Linked DNA regions of Mus musculus: region 2 is linked to region 1. Evidence: chromatin loops called from intact Hi-C (ENCODE). Cell type or tissue: heart. All regions are shown on one strand. Each heading gives the region's core, and the rest is flanking DNA. Links, peaks and the distances in the headings are about the cores only.

The links. A loop is a pair of places that touch in the nucleus more often than their neighbours do. Peaks named below come from ENCODE experiments on the same cell type or tissue, not always from the same donor. Only the 100,000 strongest peaks of a DNase experiment are listed, where the experiment ranks them.
Region 2: a loop joins it to region 1, with 5 times the contacts of the local background. A loop is called at or near these places in 9 of 42 quality-filtered maps.

Annotation. Positions count from the first base shown.
Region 1 is chr9:121,246,560-121,249,466 of GRCm38, reverse strand. Ulk4 (unc-51-like kinase 4) reads left to right here. Exons shown (of 37, transcript NM_177589.3): 16 at 496-542. Among named protein-coding and RNA genes, the nearest start is that of Gm34735, 22 kb to the left of the region's middle. In heart, for the core only: a CTCF peak has its summit at 1,339 (motif pointing left); a DNase peak (open chromatin) is centred at 1,306.
Region 2 is chr9:121,670,405-121,673,311 of GRCm38, reverse strand. Vipr1 (vasoactive intestinal peptide receptor 1) reads right to left here. Exons shown (of 13, transcript NM_011703.4): 13 at 358-2,907. Among named protein-coding and RNA genes, the nearest start is that of Vipr1, 29 kb to the right of the region's middle. In heart, for the core only: CTCF peaks have their summits at 1,564 and 1,769 (motif pointing right); DNase peaks (open chromatin) are centred at 791 and 1,741; H3K27ac peaks cover 975 bases; H3K27me3 peaks cover 892 bases.

The DNA.
Region 1 (2,907 bases), core at 303-2,802:
GTGCTTATAAACCTCTATGTGGGTGCTGGGAATTGAACCTGGATCCTCTGCAGAAGTAGCACCTGCTCTTACCTGCTAAGCTGTCCCCTCCATTGCTCGGTTCTTACCACTTCTTCTTCTTCTTCTATTTATTTTTTTATTTTATGCATATGAGTACAATGTAGTTCTCCTCAGACACATCAGAAGAGGGCATTGGATCCCATTACAGATGGTTGTGAGCCACCATGTGGTTGCTGGGAACTGAACTCAGGACCTTTGGAAGAGCAGTCAGTGCTCTTAACCCCTGAGCCATCTCTCCAGCCCCCAGTTCTTACTTCTTATTTATGTTTATTTTGCTGGCACACTGGCTGAGGTTCCATGTCTGTCAGTGGTCACCTCCCTGGAGGGAGTCTCACTTACCCCAGCTGTGTAAGTTTCCCTGCTAATTCACCGATTGCTTTGGATGTTGTTCTGAATAAAACTTACATTTTGATGTTTTTCTTTTTTAAATTCTAGTTCCAGTTGCTAATCCAGCACCTGCGGATAGCTCCTAACTGGGATATGTAAGTAACCTTCGTATTTTAAAGCACATTCTTTGTGATTTTGTAGTTATTGCCAGATACCTCATCATAAGCACAGTCCTAAGTCATCCGAAGTGAGCCTGCGGTAACCATGAGACACTCGCAGCCACTGCCTGTTGTCCCAATGTGGAAGGCTGTCCCTTCTCTGGGTGTCTATTGTGAGATCGGCCCACCTTTGGGTTTTTCATCTTGTGCCTGCCTCCGACACCTCTGTCTTCCTCCGGTGGCAGGAGTTTCCCCACGGTATTATGGAAACTGATGGGACAATCATGCACGGTGCTCATGTATGGGAGCTGCAGGCTCTAGGCTCCTCTTGCTGGGGCTTGATCACATGATGGAACTGTTTTCTGGGAGGAGTCTATGTGGGATGCAGAAGTGTAGAGTTGGGATCCCAGGTCAGCCCTACCTCACCCGCAGGGAAATCACGTTCACTGAGCCTCAGTGCTCGCATCTGTAGAATGGGGCTGTGTCCTCACCTACTCAGTAGATCCTTGGCAGACTGTGGGGCCAGAAGAGAGGTCTGGTGCACCATGGTGGGGGGGAGGGGGGAGGGGAGGTGGGGGAGGGATTATCTGTGTCATCTTGGAGACTCAGGATGGAATGCTGAGGTTGACAGAGGTGTGACAGCAGTTTCTCCTCATGGTGAAATACGAGGGCATCCGTGGAGTTTTCGAAAGGCTTTGGAAGGAAGTTTTTCTTGTATCTCAGTGCTGTTCTTGCAGCAGACAGAACTGGGCTGCTGTTTGTCAGATGTCATTTCCTGGTCTGCAGCGCCCCCTGCTGACTTGAAAGTGCTTCTATTCCTTTCTATTTTTTTTTTTTGTCTGCAGGATTTTAATGCTCAGTTTTCACAAACACAATTATCTATCTAATTTTATGACTTACAGTAAAATGTGCTAGCCTCTAAAATGTGTATTATTTAACTGTCTTTTATACTCCTTTTCAATCTTTTAAAATTGATCACTGGGAGTTTTTACACAAGTAACACTCTAATGTATTTACTTGAATTGCATGTCCTAAGAACAAATGAAATCCATGATATTTGGATAATGAATGAAAATCTCAACCAAAATACTTTTCACTGGAGAACAAGGGATCTGCACCAAACACGTGAACTTTGTAGACTTCAGTGTAGGACAGTGTAACAAGGGTATTTGCCCGTATTCCCCAGCCAATCAGCTTCGAAGCTAGCTGTTAAATCATTTTAAACTGAGAGTTATCTGTCATGTTGCTGGCTCATGCTACACCATCTTCAGCCAGGTTCTGAGCACTTGCAAGTTTCTGACTCATGGGTGGAAGTTTGGTCAGAAGCGTCTGGAACGCTGGTCCATGCCTGCAGCGGCTGCTGAGACTGTGTGCACACGGCGATTGCGCTTGTCAGGTGGTCTGCACCCTTCTCGTAGTCACCTTGCGGTAGTAACTCTTCACCAAGCTGTGTCTCTTCAGGGAAGAGTTCTGGACAGCGTCAGCATCTTTTAAGTCAGGGAACTGGGAAAGACCGGCTCTCCTTAGCAAGCTTGTTCTTCCTCGTTCTTGAAGCCTGTTCTTAAAGTTGGGGCCACTCTGGCTTTTGTGGTGGAAGTAGATGCATGAAGACAGCAACATGCCTGTGGTCATGGTGCTGTTCTGGTCTGCCCTCTTCACTCGGCTGGGGCGTGTGCCAGGGCACAGAGTGCCAGGCAGTGGTTAGCGCCAAGACTGACCACAGCACTCAGGCCACTTGGGTTTTTTCTAGCACTGTTTAAAACCCCTTTACTATTTAAATTGAATTAAATTTGCAAAAAAAAGAGTTTTTGTTTTTAATCAGTTAAAAACATTTTACTGAGGTAGTGTCTTACTGTATAGCCCAGGCTGGCTTGGACCTCCTGGCCTTATGCCTTCCTGAGTGTTGGAGTTAGAGGTGTACACCACCCTGCCCACCGCTCTCCGATACTTGTTGTTTTCTTTCAAATGCTGCTTTTAGGTCTTAACGTTTTCCTGTCTCCATTTTCCAAGTTTGCTCTACGTATAGGAAACCAAATTTAGTAAGGCATCGCATGATCTTATGTGTCTTAGTAGGACAGGCATGAGTTTATGTGTCTTGGTAAGGCATGGCATGATCTTATGTGTCTTGGTAAGGCATGGCATGATCTTATGTGTCTTGGTAAGGCATGGCATGATCTTATGTGTCTTAGTAAGACAGGCATGAGTTTATGTGTCTTGGTAAGGCATGGCATGATCTTATGTGTCTTGGTAAGGCATGGCATGATCTTATGTGTCTTAGTAAGACAGGCATGAGTTTATGTGTCTTGGTAAGGCATGACATCATCATATGTGTCTTTTCTCCCCACAACACATGTGATTTTAA
Region 2 (2,907 bases), core at 295-2,794, 420 kb before region 1:
TCTTTCTGGATAAGGGTGTTCTCCTTCCTTCCTGTGGATGGGCTTCTGGGAAAACGGTGCTCAAACATTGGCAGGCATCTCACAGACCAGGGAGCACTAACTGAGAAGGAAAGCGGAAACACTGGGGTCTACGCTGACATGAGCCTTTAGCCCTGGGGCTGTCCCGTCTAGTTGGCATCACCCTGGTCCTTTGTGGAAACACAAATGACCAGCCTGTATGCTCCAATGCTTGCACCACAGTGGCATCCGGGAAGTCAGGGATACTGAGACTCCTGGGCTGTGACAAGGGCTAGGGTGTGACACTATTGAGGCAGTTCTGAGGGGGGCAGCATCTAAGCGGGTAAACAAAACAGCAGCTCAGGACTCAAGGTAAATAATATTTTAATGCAGTATTTTAAAATATCAAAATTAATGCAAAAATACAGGATAAACAATATGTCAAGACGGAATCAGGACTGCTAACTGGATCGACTCTTTTTGTGTTTCCAGGTAGGGCACAGCCAAATGACCCCATCTTTGACAAGATATAGAATATCTGAGGCACGACCAGGGGTTCTGGAAAGCTGGGTTCAGCATCTGCCTCTACAATGACTTTTCCTTCTCTATTTTCTGGTTATCCCATTTGCCTTGTGTGGAGGCTGGGGCATTGCCAAGATGGCCTCCTGACGCATCCCTCTGGCCTGCTGCGGTTGCTCTGTCCTTTTCCTGGGAGGCCAAGTCTTTGGGGCCATAGACTCCCGAAGCTATTAATATCTTGGCCATCCCTGCCTAGAGCAGGGTGTTTAATGACTGCCAGCTGTGGTCCCGCCCCTTCCCCTTCCCCCAGAGAGATAAGAGCTGTTCTTGTTCCCACATGGGGGTAGGGAAGCTGGCCACTGCTCATTAAAACAGACCCTGTGTGGCAGCTAGGATGGAGGGGCTGAGTCAGTCTCCTCTCCAGACTGTGCCCAGCACACCCCATGGGGTGCCTGGGGACTTGCCCGGACACTCACTGTTCCTTCCAAAGGGACTGCTTTGGTCTTCCTGCCCTCTGTCCCTTTAGGTTGTAATTTCTAACCGCCTTAGAGGGGCTCTTCTCAGATACCCTGCAGACACAACATTCAGCACCTGGTCCCAAACCAGGCCATTGTCTCACCTCCTCTCTTTCCTGTGGATGGCCTGGCACCCTTTCCAGACCTGGGTCCTTCTCTGTGTTAACTAACCACTCCCCATCTCTCAGCCTCATCGGAAGGATAGACCTTCTCTTTGTCTCTACTGGCAAGTGCCCCCCAAACTTGGGTGTCCCTGACACCCAACACATTCCCTTGGGATTCTAGGACCACTCCCAGCCCTCAAACACCTCAGTGCTGTTCTGCTAGCCGGTAATCCAGTCTCTTCCGACAGGCTGTGTCCTGAGTGGGAGGACTGCCTGTGAACAAGCCTTTCCCACAGAACGAACCTTCTCTGGACTCAGATTTACGGATCCCTGTCCATACCCGCTTCAGCTAACTAGCCTTTGTCCTTGGAGATTGTGGGTAGGGTTCAGTTTTAAGGAGCCACCAGGGGCTGGGTTCCATCAGGTCCTTTTGGGTCAAGGCAAGACTCACAAGGGGCCAGTGGTTTGGCCTGAGGGCGAGGTGTGGGGCAAGCCTTACGTATGGTCCACACACCACTCTTGGGAGCTCAGTAATGGAGCCATGCTTTCGTTGTTGGTTGTCTCCCAGGGTGAGACCTACTTGACAATAGGAAGCCCTAAGGTGGCCAAAGTTGGTCAAGTCTTTGAAGTGCCCACTAGATGGCGATAGAGATGAGTTCGCCTGCCAAAAGGTCCTGGGTGTCCTGGAAGTCCCAGGGCTGTCACTAACCTAGGATGCCAGCACAAGTTTTCTTAGCTCCTCACCCAAGCCTCCCAAGTCTCTCTTTATTCCGAAATGCCCTCCAATTAGCCTCTCACCTCCTAACTCTGCTCGTCCTCTCTTGAACACACTTTGAGTTTTACTCACTTTGTCCTCTTGGCTGGTAACTGCTGCTCTCCCAGGGCCCTGCGCCTTACGCTGGTGCCACAACACAGCACTGCTGGGGAAATCTTGGTCCCATTCATTTAGGCAGGGGGTTGGTACTGGGTGCAGCAGCCTTTGAATGGGGTATGGCAGGCAGGTTTGAACCTCTGCTAGCCCATGCTGGCTTCTTTACACCAGCCTGACACCCACAAGTTTACACAAGTGTGTTTGCACAAACCCTTGGGAGCTAGCTGTCTCTCACTGACCAACCAATGTCACCTGCTTTGCCCCACTGCTCTGTCTACTCCTTTCCATTAGCCAGACTGGCCTCTTCTCACTTGTGCTGGGGAATCTCCATTATTGAGCCCTCTTGGTTGGCTCCTAGGCAGCAGCGACCTGGTTGCTGCATTTCCTGTTTGCTGTGTTTTCAGGAATGATGTCGAACCCTTGCTGGCTGTGACAGCTCTGTTGGCTGTTTTGATTTGGTCTGAGGCAGAATCTGTCTCCTCCCAGATGGGTTTAGGGGAGGGAGGGTCACAACGGACCCCTGTCACAACCTCTTCACATTTACATGTGAATCAAAGGCTCTTGTGTGGGGCTCCTGCCCAAAGCCAGAAGGGTCATCTCTCACTAGAGCAGAGGTGACACAGCTGCTTAGAAGAAGCAGGAGACCCACAGTGGCTAGGGGAACCAAGCCTGCTAGAGCCAATGTTTATTGTCATACAAGCCTGGTGCAGCTCTGAGAAGAGCCCGCTGACACCAGTTTGGATTAGAAGCCATTATCGCTATAAAGATGGAGGGAGGCATAAGATGCCTTGCCCCCTCCCCAGGCTTTTATGTCAGACATAATCACTCTCCACAGGAACTGGAGACTGAGGGTGGCAATAGCATCTATGGTAATGCGACCCCCAGAGAATCCAGCAGACCA